4 separate regions of the Homo sapiens genome follow, and regions 1, 2 and 3 are each linked to region 4. A link is a contact called in ENCODE Hi-C or POLR2A ChIA-PET data. All regions are on one chromosome and are shown on one strand. Each heading gives the region's core, a stretch centred on a gene start or an enhancer-like site at or near the end of the contact. The rest is flanking DNA. Distances are from core to core; before and after follow the strand shown. Region 1 overlaps LOC101929279 (a long non-coding RNA gene). Region 2 has its middle 96 kb from the start of JCAD. Region 3 has its middle 130 kb from the start of JCAD. Region 4 overlaps JCAD (junctional cadherin 5 associated).

The links. Hi-C counts contacts between places; a loop is a spot of excess contacts on that map. ChIA-PET counts read pairs that join two places held with the same protein, here RNA polymerase II (POLR2A). Pooled maps may share reads with other maps.
Region 1: a loop to region 4 is called in a map of thyroid gland, with 2.0 times the contacts of the local background. The contact joins two enhancer-like sites. A Hi-C loop is called at or near these places in 1 of 168 maps with a recorded cell type or tissue (thyroid gland) and 5 of 50 pooled maps. POLR2A ChIA-PET finds 5 or more read pairs at or near these places in 9 of 52 experiments (CD4-positive, alpha-beta memory T cell, H1, OCI-LY7 and 6 more).
Region 2: a loop to region 4 is called in a pooled map, with 2.5 times the contacts of the local background. The contact joins two enhancer-like sites. A Hi-C loop is called at or near these places in 1 of 37 single-sample maps with no recorded cell type and 5 of 50 pooled maps. POLR2A ChIA-PET finds 5 or more read pairs at or near these places in 1 of 52 experiments (IMR-90).
Region 3: a map of endothelial cell of umbilical vein shows a loop between it and region 4 (6-fold over the local background). The contact joins two enhancer-like sites. A Hi-C loop is called at or near these places in 12 of 168 maps with a recorded cell type or tissue (K562, Right ventricle myocardium inferior, endothelial cell of umbilical vein and 5 more) and 13 of 50 pooled maps. POLR2A ChIA-PET finds 5 or more read pairs at or near these places in 5 of 52 experiments (AG04449, AG04450, MCF 10A and 2 more).

Annotation. Positions count from the first base shown.
Region 1 is chr10:30,218,206-30,223,810 of GRCh38, reverse strand. All of the region lies in intron 2 of LOC101929279 (a long non-coding RNA gene), which reads right to left. Among named protein-coding and RNA genes, the nearest start is that of MTPAP, 130 kb to the left of the region's middle. RefSeq lists a silencer at 3,712-3,801. Within about 2 kb of position 3,535, at least 8 of the 41 ENCODE cell types and tissues checked have a DNase peak (open chromatin) inside an H3K27ac peak, as active enhancers do; they include thyroid gland, where a contact is called at or near this core.
Region 2 is chr10:30,152,741-30,157,879 of GRCh38, reverse strand. No RefSeq gene overlaps it. Among named protein-coding and RNA genes, the nearest start is that of JCAD, 96 kb to the right of the region's middle. RefSeq lists a silencer at 2,228-2,287. Within about 2 kb of position 2,284, at least 4 of the 41 ENCODE cell types and tissues checked have a DNase peak (open chromatin) inside an H3K27ac peak, as active enhancers do.
Region 3 is chr10:30,185,424-30,191,068 of GRCh38, reverse strand. No RefSeq gene overlaps it. Among named protein-coding and RNA genes, the nearest start is that of JCAD, 130 kb to the right of the region's middle. Within about 2 kb of position 2,235, at least 6 of the 41 ENCODE cell types and tissues checked have a DNase peak (open chromatin) inside an H3K27ac peak, as active enhancers do; they include endothelial cell of umbilical vein and heart right ventricle, where a contact is called at or near this core.
Region 4 is chr10:30,024,475-30,029,495 of GRCh38, reverse strand. It overlaps JCAD (junctional cadherin 5 associated), which reads left to right. Exons shown (of 4, transcript NM_020848.4): 3 at 1-3,393. Among named protein-coding and RNA genes, the nearest start is that of JCAD, 33 kb to the left of the region's middle. RefSeq lists enhancers at 1-399, 400-1,129, 1,848-1,917, 2,098-2,157. Within about 2 kb of position 2,280, at least 20 of the 41 ENCODE cell types and tissues checked have a DNase peak (open chromatin) inside an H3K27ac peak, as active enhancers do; they include endothelial cell of umbilical vein, heart right ventricle and thyroid gland, where a contact is called at or near this core.

The DNA of each region.
Region 1 (5,605 bases), core at 2,286-4,785, 190 kb before region 4:
TTTGTACTTTTAGTAGAGATGGGGTTTCACCACATTGGCCAGGCTGGTCTTCGAACTCCTGACCTCAGGTGGTCTGCCCACCTCAGCCTCCCAAAGTGCTGGGATTACAGGCGTGAGCCACTGCGCCCAGCCTGGAGGTCACATTTCAACATGAGATTTGGAGGGGACAAACATCCACATTATTTGACAGGCACGTGTTCCGGTGTCCCAGCCAGAGGGAACAGCCCACGCAAAGGCTTGGTGGTGGGAGACAGCATGGCACAGATGAGGAACTTAGACCAGTGCTAGTTATATCAGCATGGAAGCGGGAGGAGCCACAAGAAGGGGAAAAGGATTGGAGATGTACTGGAAAAAGAGGAGCACAAAAATTATTTTTGGAGGGGAAGATAGATATTTTAGGACATGCCATCTGAGATGGCTCTGAGGGATGTAAGATGTGACAGGCACCAGCTCTGAAGCAGGTTCACCGAGGGGTTTGCAGGGGAGCTCAGAGTGTTGTATCTGCTGTTCAGTGCAGTTCCCAAAGTGTCAGCAACCCCAGCTGGGAACAGCAGCTGCCCAGGTAGGAGGGAGGCAGAAGGTGAGGGTCCTCAGGGGTCCCTTATGGGGGGGCTGAACAGTGTGGGGCACCAGCATTAGCAGTGTGGCCACCGCAGTGGCCAGCCGCAGGTTAGCACTTACATATTGGGGTTACAAAAGTCTTACACAGGTGGAGGAATTTCTCTAGGAGTTTCCATGAATTTTTTGTGACATCCATGGGTGCCAGAGGGCAAGATCTGTTCTTTGACATTTGCTTTCCAATTCTCACAGGGACCCAAAGTCAAACTGGGCAGCTGTCCCGTGGTTCCGCGGCCTCATTCCATATGGCTTTACGTTTTTAAAGTTCGCTTACTCCAAATAATTAAAATGCTTTATAGACTTTATGTAGCAGCTTCGCCAGGAGGAGGCTGTTTCAAAGGAGAAGTGACATTCATGCCGTGACTTGGGGGAAACAGGCAAGGATAGGTATTGAACGGAACCTTAGGACTTTGAAATCAGATGCACCATGTCTTTTATTGCTGCTGTTTTTGTTTGTTTGCTTGTTTTTGAGACAGAGTTTTGTTCTTGTTGCCCAGTCAGCTCACTGCAACTTCTGCCTCCCAGGTTCAGGCGATTCTCCTGCCTCAGCCTCCCGAGTAGCTGGCATTACAGGCATGTGCCACCACACCCGGCTAATTTTGTATTTTTAGTAGAGATGGGGTTTCTCCATGTTGGTCAGGCTGGTCTTGAACTCCCGACCTCAGGTGATCCACCCGTCTCGGCCTCCCAAAGTGTTGGGATTACAGGCGTGAGCCACCCTGCCCATCCTATTGCAGCTGTTTTGTTTTATGTTGTTGTTTTTAAAGATAGGGTCTCACTCTGTCACCCAGGCTGGAGTACAGTGGTGTGATCATAGCTTACTGCAGCTTCAAGTTCCTGGGCTTAAGAGATCCTCCTGCACCAGCCTCCTGAGTAGTGAGTCTCAGGGAGTACAGACGCATGCCACCATACCCAGCTTTTTTAAAAAAATTATTTATTTATTTATTTATTTATTTTTTGTAGGGGTGGGATCTTGCTATGTTGCCCAGGCTGGTCTCAAACTCCTAGCCTTCCACCTCAGCCTCCAAAGTGCTGGCATTACAGGCATGAGCTACCATGCCTGGCCTACACCTTGATTTTAACTATTGCTCTGCCATTTTCTTGCCGTTACTTGACCTTGGACAATTTATTTCCTGTGAGCCTCAGGTTCTTTGTGTGTGAAATGGAATAAGATTGTTCTATTACAGATTTGTCACATGGAGATTACAGAGTAAATGTCTATCAAGTGTCTAGCTCGGTTCCTGTTTCTCTCAGGTGTCTCCAGGTGCAGCCTGTGCATCATGGAAATGTCTGTAGGTCTGACACCTTTGGCAGGGAATGTCCTGTGGCCCCAGCTCGTTCCTTGATGTAGTCTGTGCATCATAAAATGTCACAATGGCAGCTTTGTTTATTGGCTTTCCCCAACAGCATTGGGGAAAATTGCTGCCGAGTATTTTTCCATTTATGGAGAGCTGCTCTCCATATATGTGCTGCTCTTATATAAGATTTGGGCTCAGGCTTGCTGGTTTGCTGGTGTGCATCCTATTGTCCCTAAATAGGGCAAAGAGCACCCCATGGTCCCCTGATGAATATGCAAACTGAGGGCAACTGGAGCCTGAGCAACCTCTCCTGTTTCATGCTCAACCAGTGTGTTTCCCATCCCTTATACACCTCCTCATTCAAAGAAGGATTCCAAGCAACTTACAGAGCTAGAACCAATGTAAGAAGCAATCACGAGTAGCTGAGGCAGGAGAATCGCTCGAACCCGGGAGGCGGAGGTTGCAGTGAGCCGAGACCATGCCACTGCACTCCAGCCTAGCAACAGACCGAGATGCCGTCTAAAACAAACAAACAAAAAGAAGAAATCACGAGGATGCAAAAATAAGAATAGTAACCCAAATGTAGGTCATAAGGCTTTGACTGCATTGGTAGAGGTGGCTTTCAAATTTGGCTCTGAACATCTTAGCAGCCGGGGTGGAAAGGAAAGCAGATGTAGCCAGCTTGTGATACCATCCGGCAAAACCATGTTCCCAGTACAAAAAGGAGCGTAAATCGTTTTAGCTGGTATTAAGTCTACATATATTTAGTACTCATGGGGCACACGGACCTTTTATGGAGACAGGGACTTGTTGGATTAACAAAAGCAGCAATGTTATCCCTGAACTCACTAACATTTATAATCTGATTTTTCAAGGCAATTAGTTTGTGGAAAGCCACAAGCAATATTTTGAACAGATTTCATGGAAGCAGTGGAGCCGCGGGGCATTCTGTGAGGCGCTCTGCGTCTGGTCTCTTCTCTCTGATGAACTGCTCAGGTGGCATCGGCTCATCTCAGTCTACCCCTCATGGCACATAGGAATACAAATAGACACCTACCCAAAAAATGAATGCCACCCTATGTGTGTATTTTGATCACACCCTTTAAACATTGATGAGGTTTTTGCTTGTAGTAAATTAAAAACAGTCAATCCAACAGGGAACTTGAAAAATATATGATTCTCGTTCACACAGTGAAACCATAATTATTTGTGCCCCGTTGGGAATCTCTAGGTTTCCATGTGGTTCTTTCAAAACCCCTGTAACAGAGGAGGCTCTTCAGGGAAGGCGGGGCCTGAAAGCCCTGAACGGGCATTGGGGAAAATAGCTGCACAGTTTTTCTTTTAGTGTTGTGGAGGAGGGAGAGGGAGCAGAGGTCTTGGAAATCATTGAGTACGCGGGGGGCAGAGAGGGTAGAGACAGGTGAAAGAACTGAAACACACTGAGAGGTCACAGAAAGTCCTCTGTTAACAGCAATAGCCAAAATATCTCCCGGAAATTGGGAAACATTGCTGTTATGTATAAAATTATATTAAGCTTCCAGCTCTGAGCCCACGTTTCCTCCTTCAGCCGCACATTCCTTTCCGCCACTCACTCTGCTGCCTTCTCGTCCTGTTTGTGCAACTGACATGTGATCTCTCAAAACCAAGCCTGGACTTGACTTCACTCACCGACCTTTGTTCCAAAAAGAGACCCTCTCACGCTGCAAGCTTTGGCTCCCTGGAACATGGGGCTGCCCGGGAAGAGCGCCCATTGCTTTTGTAGCAATGGCCTGGGGCACGTGGATTAGGTTTGCTGTTTTGCAGTAATGCTGCACACTCAGCCTCACAGGGTGATCCTTGACTGACAGCTGTGCTCCTCCCCAGCTGTGGGGGAAGTTACTATTCTTATCAAACAGTACGGGTCCATCATTATGTTTCCTGCAGCAACCTCACTTGATTTTCACCAAGTATTATCATCAGTACCTTCTTCCCAATTTCTCATTTTGAAAATATTCAAACGTGCAGAAAAATGGAAAAAATCATAAAGTGAAATTTTTACACTTTTGGACCAGAGTCACCAATTTTGCCCCATTTGCTTGTTCTCTCTCCAGTGCACGCTTGGGTGCACCTCTCTCTCTCTCTCTCTCTCTGTCTCTCTCTCTATCTTTCTCTTCCTCTCCCCCGGCCACTCCCTCCCTCTTTGTTCTATGTTATTTATATACATATATCCACTTCTTTTTGCTTAACTATTTGAAAATAAATTGTAGTCATCACAATAGTTCATCTCTAAATACTTCAGCATGAATCTCCTTAGAATTAGAATGGTTTCCTACCTAATTGTAGTATCATTGTCATACTTAATAAAATGAAGAATTTCAGCCAGGTGCGATGGCTCATGCCCGTAATCCCAGCACTTTGGGAGGCCAAGGCGGGTGGATCACTTGAGGTAAAGAGTTTGAGACCAGCCTGGCCAACATGGTGAAACCCCATCTCTATTAAAAATACAATAAATTAGCCAGGTGTGGTGGCATGTGCCTTTAGTCCCAGCTACTGAGGAGGCTGAGGCAGGAGAATTGCTTGAACCCAAGAGGCGGAGGTTGCAGTGAGCCAAGATTGCACCACTGCACTCCATCCTGGGCAACATGGCAAGACTCTGTCTCAAAACTAAATAAATAAATAAAATGAACAATTTCATTATATCTTCTCATGCAGTATATATTCCTTTGTCCAATTCAGGATCCTATTAAGTTTCAAGCATTGCATGTGACTGTTACTGCTCTTTAATTTCTTTATTATAGAACAGTCCACATGCTTTTCTATCTTTTGTGATGCATTTTTTGAAGAGTTCAGACCAATGGTCTTGTGCCATATTCTGCCTTCCAGATTGATCTGGTTGTCTCTTCATGGTGGTGTTTACTGTGTTCCTGGTAGCTCCTATTTTTTCCCTGTAACTCAGAGTACCTTAAGTCTAAATGTGTGATTAGATTCAGCTTAAACAACATTGGTAAGAACATTACAGAAGTGGCCTTGAAAACTTGTGCTTTCATCACATCAAGAGGCACATGCTATTAGGTTGCCCTAATATTTGTGATGCAAGTTTGATATTTTGGCTAAGACTGTGACCACCAGATCTCTCCATTGTATAGATGCAGTTTGCTGTTGTTTTCAACTGTCAAATTATCTGTAGGGGGGATACTTTGAGATTGTTTGAATACCTTGTCACTAACAATATTGTGTCCAGCTGTTAAAGAATACATGAAGATCCCTGCCTCAATCAGTTATTACATTGAGAGCTGCAAAATTATTTTTTAAATTTGAGAATCTTTTCAACATTTATTAACTGGACTTCTGTAAAAGAGGAGTTTCCTTTCTTCTTCCACCTTTATTTCTCTCTCTCTCTCTCTCTCTCTCTCTCTCTCTCTCCCCTTCACTCCCTTTCTCTCTCTTTGTGGCACAAGTCATCTCAGGCTCATCTTGTGCTTTCTCTGCCCCAGATCTAAAGTCAGCCATTTCTCGAGGGATCCCTGGTTCCTTTTAGTGGGAATGACACTTAGAAGCCAAAATCTGGGCACTGGTTGTGCTCAGGCCATTTCAGCAAGCAAAGCTGGGAGATGCGTTGTCAACATAATCATGAGTTCTTTTTTTTTTTTTTTTTTGAGACAGAGTCTAGCTCTGTCACCCAGGCTGAAGTGCAGTGGCATGATCTCGGC
Region 2 (5,139 bases), core at 1,035-3,534, 130 kb before region 4:
ACATTAGAACAAATCTATTAAAATATTGTAAGAAAATATAGAATAATATTTTTTACAATCTTGGGGTAGGAAGGACTAGCAAAATAAAATAAAGCACCAAATCAAAACACATAAACATTAATAAATGTGACTACATATAAACAATTAAAAGCTGTATGTCAGAAAAATCATAAACAAGTTTTAGAAAAAGTATGAGTTACAGATTTCGAATATGACATATTTGCAATCTATACAATAGGAAAAGGATTACTATTCAGGATTTACAAAATGATGTCTATGAATCAACTTAAAAAAGGATAAATAACCCTATAGAAAAATGGGCAAAAGATATAAAAAGGCATTTCACAGAAGAGGAAAACCAAATGGCCAAGAAATATAAGAAAGAAGCTCAACTTCATTAGTAATTAGAGATATGTTCATATCAAGCGCTGGTAAGAGGTGGAGGACTGGACATTCCCAAACATGGTTGGTCATGCTTGGTCATGGTACATTCCTGTACCAGTAGTGTAAATTGGTACAGCCATGAAGGGCAACTGGAAATGTTCATTAACAATATCCACTTTGTATACTCTGCCCTTGAGGAATCCATGCATGTAGGCTGGATGTGGTGGCTCATGCCTGTAATCCCAGCAATTTGGGTGGTGAAGGGAGAGGATAGCTTGAGGCCAGGAGTTTGAGACCAGCCTGGGTGACATAGCAAGATCTCACTGCTACAAAAAATTTAAAAATTAGCCAGGCATGGTGACATGGGCCTGTGGTTCCAGTTACATAGGAGGCTGAGAAGGTAAGATCACTAGAGCCCAGGAGATTGAGACTGTAGTGAGCTATGATCACAGCACTGTACTCCAGCCTAGGAGAGACAGCAAGACCCTATCTCTTAAAAAAAAAAAAAAAAAAAAAAAAAAGAAATGCATGCATGTATCAGGTGGTTCATTGCTGCATTGGTAGCAGAGAAATATTGCAATCAAGGGATCAGTGGCCTTACATTCCTTTCTGGAGCTCCGGGTCCTCTTCCAAGCTCACATAACATTGAGGGTTTTTTGGTTTTGATTTTTTTTTTTTTTTTTTGAGATGAAGTCTCACTCTGTCACCAAGGTTGGAGTGCAGTGGCATAATTCCGGTTCACTTCAACATCTGCCTCCCGGGTTCAAGCTATTCTCCTGCATCAGCCTCCCAAGTAGCTGGGATTATAGATGCCTGCCACCACGCCCAGCTAATTTTTGTATTTTTAGTAGAGACGAGGTTTCACCATATTGGCCAGGCTGGTCTTGAACTTCTGACCTCAGGTGATCTGCCCACTTCGGCCTCCCAAAGTGCTGGGATTACAGGCTTGAGCCACAATGCCTGGCCTCAATTCTTTGAGATTGTAGGACTGAGGTCTCCATTTTCTCACTGGCTGTCAGCTGGGGGCCACTCTGAGCTTCCAGAAGCCACCCATAGATCCCTGCCACATGGTCCCCTCCCCACACAACAGTTCCCTCCTTCAAGGCTAGCAGGATAATCCCTCACTGCAGTCTGCTAAGATGGTCTGTGTCATATAATACATTCAAAGAAGTTACCATCCCATCAGCAAGAGGGAATAATATCTAAGAAATCATTAATAAAGTCATGGAAGTTATTCTGGCCTTGTGTGAAGTAGATAAGCCTTTGATAATTTCTGCCCATAAATTTAGTTTATTTTATTGGAAATTAGAAACTGCTTAATTATGTGGCCTCATTATAGTGTGTGTTCTTTGACTTCTAAAAAAAAATTGACTTACCAATCAAAAACTTTACTTTTTGACCAGCCCAAAAAGGTAACCAAAATGAACTCAACTAAGTAATAAAAATAAAAACAATTCCTTCAACGCCAGGCTTCCCGCAGCTCTCTGCCCTGCTGCTACTTGTACTAAACATTTCCATAGCTTCCTCTTTCCTGGAGAACGCTGGGATGTGCTGTCAAAAGCAAGTTGTGTGCAGGGGTTTGCAACCTGGGTTTTGTTTTTCTTCTTTGTCATTGTGGATAAGCTCATTGATGATATGGTCCTTGATTAGGACTGAATAGGACCAGCGGTGGGGATATATATAGGTATATAGGACCCAGGATTTCCTGCAGAGCTTGTCATCTTTGGATCACTCACTGTGGAAAATAAAAGAATTCCTCGCCCAGTAGTTCCCTGTGGCTACAGTACCACAAAGCTGTGTTCTTTGGACAGGTTTGGCTGCCCCAGCAGTCCATGAGCGATTTCCTCTTTGTCACTGAGCCACCATCATGAACAAATTGTTTTGTCAGTTGGCCCGGACCTCCAAAGACTCAAGGGTCACGTTAGCAGGAAACTCCAGCTGTGAGTGTGACTGTGAGGTGGCCATGCCTTAAAGAAACTTTCATTTTTGTTTTGAGTTGTCATCATCTTTTCTTGGGTTCAACAACTTTGGATGAAACTGCATCTATTGTTGTTTCTACACCTGGAATTAAGCTGTCCCACTGAGGATAGTCATGGCAACTCCAGGGAAAGACCATGGAAAATAATCAGAAAATCCTTCTGAGAGCCAGAGAAAGAACTCTGCTTTGCATGAAGATGCTCAAAGTGTATCGGAGCCTGTGTCAGCCTTGCATGTGTACCAGGAGTAATCAGACTCCACCACGGGCCCAGTTCTCTTCACCTCTTTCAGCTATAGTTCATCTACTATTCATTTCTTTAGACTTGGGCCAGCCCATCCCCTATCCAGTACTTGCCCTGGGAGGAAGTATATAGAAGGTCTTCAACCCAGATGTGCTGATCATTGTACTCAGATAATTAGTGCTGCCTGGGACTTGATTTGTTTAACTCTTTGAATTCCCCACGTGTTCTTGGCTAATGCTAACTGATTTGATTTGGATTTGTGTCCCCACCCAAATCCCATGTCACACTGTAATCCCCAATGTTGGAGGTGGGGCCTGGTGGGAGGTGACTGTGTCATGGGAGAGTGGAACCTTCATGAGCAGTTTAGCACCATCTCATTGGTGCTGTTCTTATGATAGAGTTCTCATGAGATCTGGTCATTTTAAAGTGTGTGGCACCTCCCCACTCCCTCTCTTCCTCCTGCTCCAGTCATGTAAGACGTGCCTGCTTCCCCTTTGTCTTCTGCCATGACTGAAAGTTTCCTAAGGCCTTCCCAGAAGTTGAGCAGATGCCAGCACCATGCTTCCTGTACAGCCTGTGGACCTGTGGGCCAATTAAATCTCTCTCTCTCCTTTTTTTAAAATAAATTACCCAGCCACAGGTATTTGTTTATAGCAGTGTGAGAAGACACTAATACAGTTTAGTACTTGATCTTGGTTCAGCCACCAATGCTCTGTCTTGTCAATCATGGTTGTCATACTCTTTCTAACCCTAAATGTAAATGTTCCCTTTTAGAGTCCAGACAGTGGCCCTCCCCCAATCCCAGTCCCACTGATACCCAAAGCCCACCTGCCCACGGACGGCAGCTTTTTAAATCAAGGCACCCTGACCCTGTCTGGGCTTCACTCCACCTTCCCTCAGGATAAGACTCAAGCTCCAGGAGAGTGTGGGGCAATGGACAAGGTCAGACTCCAGAGCAAGATAAGCGATGGGATGGGGGTGGAGATGATGACGGTGTCTGTTGCTTTCATTTCCTGGTAGCATACAAATCACTCCAACATTTAATGCTGTGATTAAAGCTATGAAAAATTGTCAAATGAGGTCAAAATGAACTCATCAAAATGACTGGGTCAAAATGGCACTGATATAGGGGTTAAAAAGAAATCACTTAGGCAGATAGGGTATGGGAGTCCTCAGTGAGGCTTTTGTTTTTAATGAAAAGCAGCCCCAAATCATTTTCTAACGAAGAGCAGCCCGTAAAGTTGAGCTGCAGACACAGACAAGCAAGTTGGGAGCTTGCATGGGGGAATGCTGGCAGGAACTAGGGACTGGACATGTTCAAGATGGCGGCTCCATCTTCCCTTTTCAGCCAGCCACGTGTACAGTAAGGAGCAGACAAGAGGGCGCCAACCAAGGGAAGAGTTCACTTGCATAGTAAGATTAGGGTGGGATGACCAGCCTTCCCGCCCCCGCCCCCGCTATGTAAATGTCAAACCTGATCCAACCGATCTGTGAGCCCTATGCAAATCAGACACTGTCTCCTCAAGCCAGACTGTAAAATTGGGTTCATCCGCTACCAGATGGTCTTTTCCGTTCGGAAGACCCCTCTCTCTATAGAGAGAGCTCTTCTTCTTTCTCTTTTCTTCTGTCCGTTAAACCTCCACTCCTAAACTCCTCGTGTGTCCCTGTCCTAAATTTTCCTGGCATGAGAGGATGAATCCAGGGTATATACCCCAGACAACATAGCCACTTCAGCACAATATACATACACACGCCAACTGCTCAGTCCTGGGTGACAACAGCTGTTACAAGGCCACATTAATAACTCCTCATTTAGCTGTGTTTCTAAGTTTAAAGAGCACCTTCATATCTCATTTTTAAATTAATTCTAAAATTATATATTTTTAGATGTTTCAATGCTTCTGAAATTTATAGATGTCTTACATTCAGTGTTTTATAGTCACTGTTGGCTAGACATCAGCAATTATGTAGCTGTCATTGCCTAAGCTTAAAAAAAAACAACAAAAAAAACCATCATCAAAGTCTGAAGGGCAGGTGGCAGTCACCTGGAAAGGTCATGGAACAATCAGGGAGCACTCTTATCATCCGTAGGGACTGTTATTTGGTGAGGGAGAAAAGAAGCAAAAAGTGAATCAGATGAGTATAGCAATTCCTAAAGTAGAAGTCAAAGAAGTCAAACTCTTCAATAATTACAGGGCCATCTTAAGAACTTAGCACCATTGGCTTTAGCTCTTTCATGGGTTCTTTCAAGAAATGCTGTATCGGCCGGGCACGGTCACGCCTGTAATCCCAGCACTTTGGGAGGCAGAGGCAGGCGGATCATGAGGTCAGGAGATGGAGACCATCCTGGCGAACACGGTGAAACCCCAGCTCTACTAAAAATACAAAAAATTAGCCTAGTGTGATGGCGGGCACCTGTAGTCCCAGCTACTTGGGAGGTTGAGGCGGGAGAATGGCGTGAACCCAGGAGGCAGAGCTTGCAGTGAGCCGAGATCACGCCACTGCACGACAGCCTGAGCGACAGAGCAAGACTCCG
Region 3 (5,645 bases), core at 986-3,485, 160 kb before region 4:
CACGTGACAGGGGGCCTTTCCCTTTGTGGTAGCGGAAGCAGAGAGGGAGGACAGCATACGTCAGCATTTCTTCTATGCACTTATCAGAGAGATAAAAGACTTTAATACTTTCACTAATTCTGTTACTGCTATCTTTTAAGAACTTAAAAGGAGGAGCCAGGTGTACAGGTGGGATATGAAAGTGGACAAGGAGCGTGACCACTGAAGCACAGCATCACAGGGAGACGTTCAAGCCTCTGGATGACAGTGGGAAGGCCTGGCTAATGTCAGGCCTCCCACAAGAGCTGGTGGAGCAGAGTGTTCTCTGACTCCCCCCAGGGAAAGGGAGACTCCTTTTCCCAGTCTGCTAAATAACGGGGGCCTTCCCAGGCACTGGCACTACCGCTAGACCAAGGAGCCCTCAAGCGGCCCTTATCCGGGCATACAGAAGGCTCACACTCTTGTCTTCTGGTCACTTCTCACAATGTCCCTTCAGTTCCTAACTCTGTATGGCCTGATTTTTCTTTGGTAATAATAATAATACAAAGATTAATACTAAAAACTAATGATTTATAATATCCATATATAATCATCTCTATATTCTATTACTCATATAACTTTCTCTTATCCTAACTATTTTCTTTATTATATTGGAACAGCCTGTGCCTTCAGTCTCTTGCTTCGGCACCTGAGTGGCTTTCCGCCCACAGAGAAGGACTCCATACTTCTATATTTGAGTCCTTGTGGATGAACTGCCACCTAGCTTAATAGGCAGACAAGACTGAAAACCTAACTTAGTAGTATGCACCTGTAACAGTAGCTGAGTCTTGGCCCATCCCAGTGGCCACACTTTAACCACTCATAGACTGCTAAGTGTTCAAACTGTGTTCAAATAAGGCAAATGCCAACCTGTAACCAATCCAGCTCTTTCTTTACCTCACTGCTGATTTCGGTATATCATTTCCCTCTTTTATTTGTCTATAAATGTGTTCTGGCCACGAGACATCCCTGGAGTCTCTGTGACTCTGCTGTGACTCTGGGGGCTGCCTGATTCACAAATCATTCATTGCTCAATTAAACTCCTTTATATTTTACATCCATCCATCTACCTATCTACTTACCTACTATTTATCATCTACTATTATCTACTCTCATTTACCTATCATCTATGTATTATTTATCACCTATCAATTTAACTATCGTCTATCTATTACCTATCATCTATCTGTCTGTCTGTCCATCTATCTATTCATCTCTATCATTCATCTGCGTGCTTACCTATATACCTCTACGCACGGGTGCACAAGCACATAGATTTTAAATGCCTATACTTTTGACTTCTTGTAACTAAGGAGTATGAATTTTACTTTTTAAAAAAAACCTGCAAAGACATGCATTTTCTTCCAAGTGTCTCAAGTCTGGGAAGATAAGAAAGAGCCAATTCGGCTGGCATACTCCTCACCTCTGGGAGACAGTGTGGGCCTGTGCCACGTTGCCCACCTCTCCATCCTGGTAAAAGTTCTGGCTACCCAGAAGCAGGCCAGGAGGAGGAAGCCTTTGGCTGAGGTCTCCTCGGAGTCGGGGGCACACCCTTGATCTTGGCATCGCTTGCCTCTCTAAAATTTCTGATCCCTGTCTTGCCTTTGCAGACATTGGCAAACAGGCCACAAGAGCTGCCTCAGTCACATGTGGTTGTGTTTAACTCTATAGAACTTTGAACCAACCTCAAGCTGTGCCAGTGGGGAGATCAAAGTCAATAAAGTGTATGTATTTTATAAACGGTGAACTTTAGTGAAGAAACAAAACTCATTTAAGCCAAAGCCAAAGGGAGTGTTATGTTTTGACTGATGCATAAAACACAGAAAGAAGATTGCTTTCCCCGTGAGTTATTTGGTTTTTTTTTTAAGACTGTTTATTAAAGTCCATACTTTAAAATAAACATAGAGAACTCTCGTGTTCTCTTTGTAAACATGTTGAGTCCTTTGAAGCCAAGGATAATGAGTATGATAACAGATACTGTTTATCCTCTCCTGGGCTCCATGTTTAGTTAGCTGGGTCTTGAAGACTCTTTCCTCCAGAGAGAGCTTTTCAGAATTGACTCTGTTAGAAAAGAGGGAGAGAGAGAAGACTTGGAGAGTTAGCATCTCTATTCAAACTTCTCTGCCAATGAAGTCCTTCCACTGGAGGACACAGCCTGGGCCAAAGGCTCGTCTTCCTGGGCATCCACAGTCAAGCCAAAACCCACTAGGAGTGAAGTCCTGCCACCTGCTGGGATGTGCTGGGTCCCTTACTGGTCTCTCCGCCCAGTGACGTGCTGGTAAACGTGGAACTGTCGGTCCTGTGGTGGTGGGGAGAGGAGCCCTCCTGTGTGACACTTGCCCATTTCTGCAGTGCGGCTCGTCTCATCGTGGCCTATGTCAAGCTACCCACAATCTGTCACGTAACCCAGAGCTGAGGATCAGATTGATGGGCACGGTGGCTGGCTCCCCGGCAGGGGAGAGCCGGCCTCCAGCACCCAGACCTCTACCTCTGCCCTGGAATATTTCCTTCCTGGGCTTGGAAGTGAATGCACAACTTTGTCTCAGTAAATATTTATAAATGGCAGCTTCCTCTGCTGTGGGGAAACTGTCTTTTCTTTTTTTAAATGTCCCATCTCCTTGTGCTGGACAGACCCCGGCTTTCATTTTCTTGACTCTCCCAGCATGCAGGGATGTGCTGGGCTATTTTGGTCCCTTCCCTTGGACATTTCCTTGAATTGTTTGGATGGCATTGTGTGATTCACAGAGCCCAGCTTCCTTTCCCCTCTTAGCAGCCGGGAAAATCAGGCCCCTTCATGTGTTTCTTTGTTAAGCAGTGGATCCTGAAGTCATTCATTCTTCACTGGGCAGGGGCTGGTGAGCAAGGGGCTCCGGTGCCCAGGTCTCCCAGGTATCAGAGATGTCCCTTGATGGGACAGAAGGGGGTCCCAGGAGGAGGCTGGGCTGCTGGGGGTGAGGACGTGCTCTGCTCCACAGGGGTCTCAAGGGTTTCGAGGTCACGGTGAGTGAGCAGAGCCCACGTCTCATCATACAGCTGGAGGCACCTATCCAAAGTGACGAGAGTTGTGTCCAAACACAGAAACACAGATTTTGTGTTTCTATTGTTTGAAAGTTGGAAGAATAAGGAGTACCTCGCAAAGAGGCTGGGAGCTCAGCAGGTGATGCCTATAGCTAACGGGGCATTTGTGGGGCCAGGGAGCGTACTTAGACCCAGGTGAGGCTAGGAAGGGCCAGGAATAGACTCTGAGCTGACAGTCCCGACCTCGTGGAGCCTGACTCTCCTTCCACCCCGTTGGCTTCCCAGGATTGACTCAAAGGGGCCCACGGGACTCTTCTGAGAAAATGGCCTTAGAAATCCGAGGCAGCTTAGCTTTATTACGGCTATTTGGATCAAGGGACCCACAGCAGCTCTTCTGGCTGAGGCAAGAACTGAGGTGAGAGTTGGTTGTGGGAGAAGACCTAGGGCTTCCTCCTGAGCCACCACCCTGCTGTCCCTTAAGCACCTGGCATTTGCTTGGGATTCTGGGGGAGGGGAGATCCTTTGGAAGGGCTCATATCCAAGTAGTTAGAAGTAGAGGAAGAAAAGAGAGCCCCGCAAACAATTAGAAGGATGATTTAGCTCAGTCCTGCCCTCTCCTTGCCACCTTCCAGCCAATAACGTTTGTTATTCCTGACACTGATAACAACAGCAAATAGAGGTATCATTTAGTGCAAGTCAACCCTTCTGCAAACTATCCTGCACCTCTTATGGCATTTAACTACTACATTAACTTGGTTAGTTACATGTTTTATTAATATTCCCATTTTATAACTGGCAAGACTGAGGCTTAGAGGGAGGTTATAGATTTGCCCAAGGTCACATAGCTAAGAGTTAACGGAGGCCAAAGTCTGAGCCCAGGTTTATCTGCTTCGAAAGGCCATCCGTCTACCCACTATCCAATCTGCTTCTCTGAACCCAGGTGGGGATGCGGTGAGCTGGGATTCCTGTGTCCTGGTCATGTCCTAACAGAATATATTAGTAACTAGACCATATCCCAACTTCAGGACCAGGCTCTGCCAAGCCAGGAATATGAGAGGAGGAACAGCACCTCCCTCACCACGCCCCAGAGACTCCCCAGGCCTGAAGGTTTCCCGTGAGAAGTAGTGCGGCACGCTCGGAGGGCATCTGTCCCCACCTCTTCCTAGCTGCGCCTGCACGCTGGGTTCGTTTTTCCACCCTGCTAACTCACACCTGCGTTGCTCTGCCTCCTCTAATCCTCTTGGGCAGATGACCCAGCCAGACAGTCGGCCTGGCTTTCTGTTTCACTTTAGCCTTTGGACTCTGAGCTCGGTTAACATGGTACAGTCCACAATTAAGCCCTGCGGTGCCCAAGCCCAGCTCATTGTCCCTGGTCACTGCTGGGAGACTGGACAGAGCCCCCCTCCCACCCTGAATTTCCTGTTTGGTCCTTGAGTGGAGACACAGACCTCAGCTTCACATTCACCTTGCCTTTCCTGGTTCCTGAGTTCTCATCAGTCTGGGTGGACTATGATTCTTCCTCCTCATGGTGGCAGCACAAATTCGGCCACGGCTAATCAACTCCATTAATTGCCCAGAGTTCATTAAAAATCGTGGTTAGCCTTTGCCAATGTGCAAGGCAAGACAGGGAGTGAGTCTTGGGTCTATATAAGGTCCAGCTAACCCTGTGTGACCTTGGAGAAATTGCTTACCTCTCTCTGCCTAAGTTTCCTTATCTGCACAACGGGGATAACGATAAAACTCACCTCAGCCGGTTGTTTTTAGGATTAAATGAGTTAATATATGCAAAGTTCTTAGCATGATGCCTGGCTCAGAAGAACCTCTGTCTAGGTGTTAGCTGTTCTATGATTATACATAAATTACTTCACTTCTTCTGTGGGTCATAATTTGTGGTCACTAAGCAATGGCTGGCCAGATCACTGAGCCAAAATAAACTAACTCTTTCCTATTAGTTCCAAGTACATTAGTCACCAACCAGATTCATAGTATGGTACTTGGCTCAATTAGTCCCAGAGCACTCTCAAGTCCTGTTGAACCAGAATTGCCAAACAGTGTCTGAACTAGTTAAGTGAACCCCAAAAGGTGAAAAGAAACTTTTAGCAAAGATGTAGTCTGGTTTTAAATTCCTAAAATCAGCCAGGCGTAATGGTGCACACCTGTAATCCCAGCTACTTGGGAGGCAGAGGTAGGAGGATTGCTTGAGCCCAGGAGTTGGAGGTTGCAGTGAGCTGCAATTGTACCACTGCACTCCAGCCTGTGGGACAGAGCAAAACCTTGTCTCTACAAAAAAAAAATTAATAAATAAAAAGAGATCTCTAAAATTCCAGTGTAGCCAGGACAAATCACACCATCCTCCCACCCACCCAAAATTATCATATCCAGATGATCTGATGAGTGTCCAACATTTTCAGTGAACTATATGGGAATGTATATTAAAAATTAGAAAGAATAGGCCCCACTTGGAACAATCTAGTATGAGACAAAAAATAACAGTAAATTCCAAAGCAAGCACTCAGGAATAGACTGAAGAATGAGCAGTGATTGATGAGCAAGCGCCTAAGTTGGTGTAACAAAGCAAGGGGAGCTTTGATGGCTGCTTGGTGACTTGG
Region 4 (5,021 bases), core at 1,031-3,530:
AACATGTGTTGAATTCTCAAAACAAAGGGAAGTCTCGCTCACTGCCTAGAGTTCTTTCCCCCGAGAGCCTGAGTTGCACGGAAATTCCCATTCCATTAAATGAAAGACATTCACCTAAAATGCCACCGTATCCTCCCACTTGCGCACCAAATTTGGACTCCACGAGGAATTCTGAGAAGAGTGGCTGCTCAGCCCCATTTCCCCGGCCTAAGTTTGGGAGGCCCCTCAAGCCCCCATCTTACAGCTCGCACCAGCAGTCTAGGGGAGGAGCGGACAGCAGTGACTCTCAGGACAGCCAGCAGATGGACGCCTATGTCCCCAGGCATGAGCTCTGCCTGTCAGACCCTGGATTGGAACCTCCAGTGTACGTGCCTCCGCCCTCATACAGATCGCCCCCGCAGAACATCCCAAACCCCTACTTGGAAGACACGGTGCCCATAAATGTGTGTGGCGGTCACAGTCAACAGCAGTCTCCGACCGAGAAGGCTGGGGCCAGCGGTCAGCCTCCTTCAGGCCCCCCTGGAACTGGGAATGAGTATGGTGTGAGCCCCCGCTTGCCTCAGGGGCTCCCCGCACATCCCCGACCTGTCACTGCCTATGACGGCTTCGTTCAGTACATTCCCTTTGATGATCCACGGTTACGACATTTTAAACTAGCTCAGCCCCAGGGTTTCTGTGAAGACATAAAGCTTGACGATAAATCATATAACTCCAGTCCTGTCACTGCTCAAGAGCCGGCTCATGGAGGAATGCAGCCTGATGGTGCCATTTGGAATCCACAGAGCTTAATACCCCCGTCGGGGGATGAGAGAGGCCTGGTCTTGGCCGATTCCAGCCCCCGGTGGCTGTGGGGCCAGCCCCCCGGGGATGGGGAAAACAGTGGCCTCCCCAACCAGAGAGACCGCTGTGTGGCAAGGGGACAGTGGCCTGATGTGAGAGGCAGCCAGCACGGGCACACTGGAAGACAAGTTTCCTCCCCTTACTCACAGGGCGAGAGCACCTGCGAAACTCAAACCAAGCTCAAAAAGTTCCAAACTGGGACTCGGACCAAGAAAAGTTCAAAGAAAAAAATGAACGAGACTATATTTTGCTTGGTTTCTATCCCAGTGAAATCAGAATCACATCTGCCAGATAGAGATATGGACAACAATGACTTAAAGCCCAGTGCTGATCAAAAGAATGGGTCTGATAAGAGCCCGGCTCTGCAAGAACAGAGTCTGCTGAGCATGTCTTCCACCGACCTGGAGCTGCAGGCCCTCACAGGAAGCATGGGTGGGAGAACGGAGTTCCAAAAACAAGATCTAGGGGAACCAGAAGAAGACAGACAAACAAATGACCTCAGTTTCATCCACCTTACAAAGCACAGAGAACTCAAGCATTCTGGCTCTTGGCCAGGGCACCGGTACAGAGATCAGCAAACACAAACCAGTTTCTCCGAGGAGCCCCAAAGTTCGCAGCTGCTCCCTGGTGCAAAGCTGGGAGGGCCGAGTCGTGCAGCATTGAGTCCAAAATGTTCAGACCCTGCTGCCTCCGAAGCTCAGACGCACACAGCATTCCCTACCGGTGATCACAAACAGAGGCCAAGTGCCCGTAACCTGAAAGGTCACAGGTCCCTCAGCCCATCCAGCAACAGTGCGTTCTCAAGGACTTCCTTGTCCGTGGACCAGGCACCGACGCCAAAAGCAGGCCGAAGTCAGCCCTGCGTGGATGTCCACGGGCTTGGAGCCCACCCTGGGCCTAAGCGGGAGGTGGTGAAGGGGGAGCCCACGGGCCCTTGCAACAGTAAACAACTCTTTGGGCAGTTTCTCCTGAAACCGGTCAGCCGTCGTCCCTGGGATTTGATCAGTCAGTTAGAAAGTTTTAACAAGGAGCTCCAGGAAGAGGAAGAAAGCAGCAGTAGCAGCAGCAGCAGCAGCAGCAGCAGTGAGGAGAGTGAGGCGGAGCCGCAGCAGGAGAACCGTGCTCACTGCAGACAGGAGGATGTGGGCTTCCGCGGAAACAGCCCGGAAATGAGGGTTGAGCCACAGCCGAGGATGTGGGTGCCGGAGAGCCCTGTGTGTAGGTCGGGAAGAGGTGAGAGTAAGTCTGAGAGCTGGAGTGAGGAGCTGCAGCCTGGCCACCCACGTGCCTGGCCTCCATCCCCGGGCCGCTTTCGCGTGGAAGAAGGTGGCGGTGCACCTTTCTGCTCAGCAGATGGAAGCACGAGTGCAGAGAAGAGACACCTGGAGGTTAGCAACGGAATGGACGAGCTGGCAGGTAGCCCATTTCCTGTGACGAGAATGTCTTCAAGATCAAGTGACGCAAAACCACTGCCCGCGTCCTATCCAGCTGAACCTAGGGAGCCCCAGGAAAGTCCGAAAATCACCAGTGCTTTCAGCTCTGTGAAACCAAGTGAAGCGGTCCCTCGGAAGTTTGACAGTGGTGGAGAGAGGGGGGCAGGGCTCCCACTGTCCCTGTCTAACAAGAACCGAGGGCTCTCAGCTCCAGACTTACGGTCTGTGGGGCTCACCCCTGGGCAAGAACAGGGTGCCAGTGAGCTAGAGGGGTCTTTGGGTGAAGCAAGCACAATAGAAATCCCCCCAGGTGAGTCCTTGCAAGCCAGGGCTGCAAGGATCCTGGGCATTGAGGTGGCGGTGGAGTCCCTCCTGCCGGGCATCCGGAGAGCGGGACAGAACCAGCCTGCTGAGCCCGATGCAAGTGCCTGCACCCCAGAGTCCCCCCAGGAAGAGTTGCTATCTCGCCCAGCACCGGCAGATGTCCCCAGGGTGTCCACTGATGCCTTTTATGGCAGGAGGAAGTGCGGCTGGACCAAGAGCCCTCTCTTTGTAGGGGACAGGGACAGTGCCAGGCGGGCTCCTCAGGCTTTTGAGCACTCAGATGTGGACGGGGTTGTCACCAGCACAGACCCTGTCCCTGAGCCTGAGCCCAGCCCCTTGGAGTCCAAGTTCTTCGAACAAAAGGATGTGGAAACAAAACCACCCTTCAGGTCCACTTTATTCCATTTTGTAGAAAGAACCCCAAGTGTGGCAGGCTCTGAAAAGAGACTTAGAAGCCCTTCCAAAGTGATTGAAAGTTTACAAGAGAAACTGGCCTCCCCGCCTAGGAGAGCAGACCCTGACCGCCTGATGAGAATGAAAGAGGTGAGCTCAGTGTCACGGATGAGAGTCCTGAGCTTCAGGAATGCCGACTCCCAGGAGGACGCCGAGGAATTGAAGGCCACCACAAGGGGCCAGGCCGGGCTCCCGGGAGGCCTTGTGTCTCCTGGCAGTGGGGACCGTGCCCAGAGATTGGGCCACTCACTCTCTGTGTCCAAGGACAGCATCTCCAGGGAAGAGAAGGAGCATCCGGCAGCACAAAAGGAGAAGAGCATGGATCAAGACTTCTGGTGCCCAGGTGAGGAATCAGGCAGACAGGCAGGTGCTCAGTATACATTTGGAGTTTTTAGTCAGTACAAAATACCAGGTTGGTGGATAATGTAAATCTGCATATTCAGAAAAGATCAAGTTGACCCTGGGAATTGTTTTATCAAAAGATTCCTCATTTTCGAAGAATTATCCAGAAGCCATCTTTAAAATTCAAGATCTTGCAGTATATTTTATTTTTTTGAGATAGTATCTCACTCTGTCGCCTGGCTGGAGTGCAGTTGTGCAATCTCTGCTCACTGCAACCTCCGCTGCTTCCTGGGCTCAAGTGATCCTCCCACCTCAGCCTCCCGAGTAGCTGGGGCCACAGGCATGCACCACCATTTCCAGCTAATTTTTTAATTTTTTTATAGAGACGAGATCCCACTATGTTACTCAGGCTGGTCTCGAACTCCTGAGCTCAGGTGATCAGTAGAAGAGTTGAGATAAATGTCAAAAGATCCACATCATAAGCCATGGACTGGAAGGGACCTTCTGTCATTTAGTCTAAGCCTTTTCTCCCTCCCCTCCCCTCCCCTCCCCTCCCCTCCCCTCCCCTTCCCATTTTTTTCTTTTTGAGACAGAGTCTCACTCTGTTCCCCAGGCTGGAGTACAGTGGCACGATCTCGGCTCACTGCAACCTCCGCCTCCTGGGTGCAAGCGATTCTCCTACCTCAGACTCCTGAGTAGCTGGGACTACAGGCGTGTGTCACCAGGCCCAGTTTATTTTTGTATTTTTAGTAGAGATGGGGTTTCGCCATATTGGCCAAGCTGGTCTTGAACTCCTGACCTCAGGTGATCCACCCACCTTGGCCTCCCAAAGTGCCAGGATTACAGGCGTGAACCACTGAGCCCGGCCCAGTCCAAGCCTTTTACAGTAAGGGGAAAAGAAAAACTTGGTCCTTACGAGTTGAGTTAGAGGAATGCCCTCTCCTGAGCTGGGCCCTTCCCTCTTCCTACCCAGTCTCCAGCAGGTGGTTCTGCTCCTCCCACCCCTTTCTATTTTCTGTTTTGAAACCCAAGAATTTTGAAGCAGATAGAAAAGAGCTGTTGTTTCAGTTGGAAGTAGTCAGAGATTTCTATTGAACAAAAAAATGTAGGGCCGGGTGCTGTGGCTCAAGCCTGTAATCCCAACACTTTGGGAGGCCGAGGCGGGTGGATCACGAGGTCAGGAGATCGAGACCATCCTGGCTAACCCGGTGAAACTCCGTCTCTACTGAAAATACAAAAAATTAGCTGGGCGTGGCGGCGGGCGCCTGTAGTCTCAGCTACTCAAGAGGCTGAGGCAGGAGAATGGCGTGAACCTGGGAGGCGGAGCTTGTGGTGAGCCGAGATTGTGCCTCTGCACTCCAGCCTGGGCGACAGAGCAAGACTCCGTCTCAAAAAAAAAAAAAAAAAAAAAAAAATGTACATGGGCACTCTCAAGTTTCCCCCAAATACAGTGGGATTCTTAGGGGTGTTAGCCAGTGTTGCTTCTCTGCTCCTTATGCAAAACACATGATTGAAATAATCCTTCGTCGGGGCCCCGTTGGATCCTCTAGTTGGACAAGCTGGGCCTTTGCAGTGGTAGAGAATACTGAGAATGTGAAGGCTTTGCCATTATGGTAGGAAAAGGGTTAC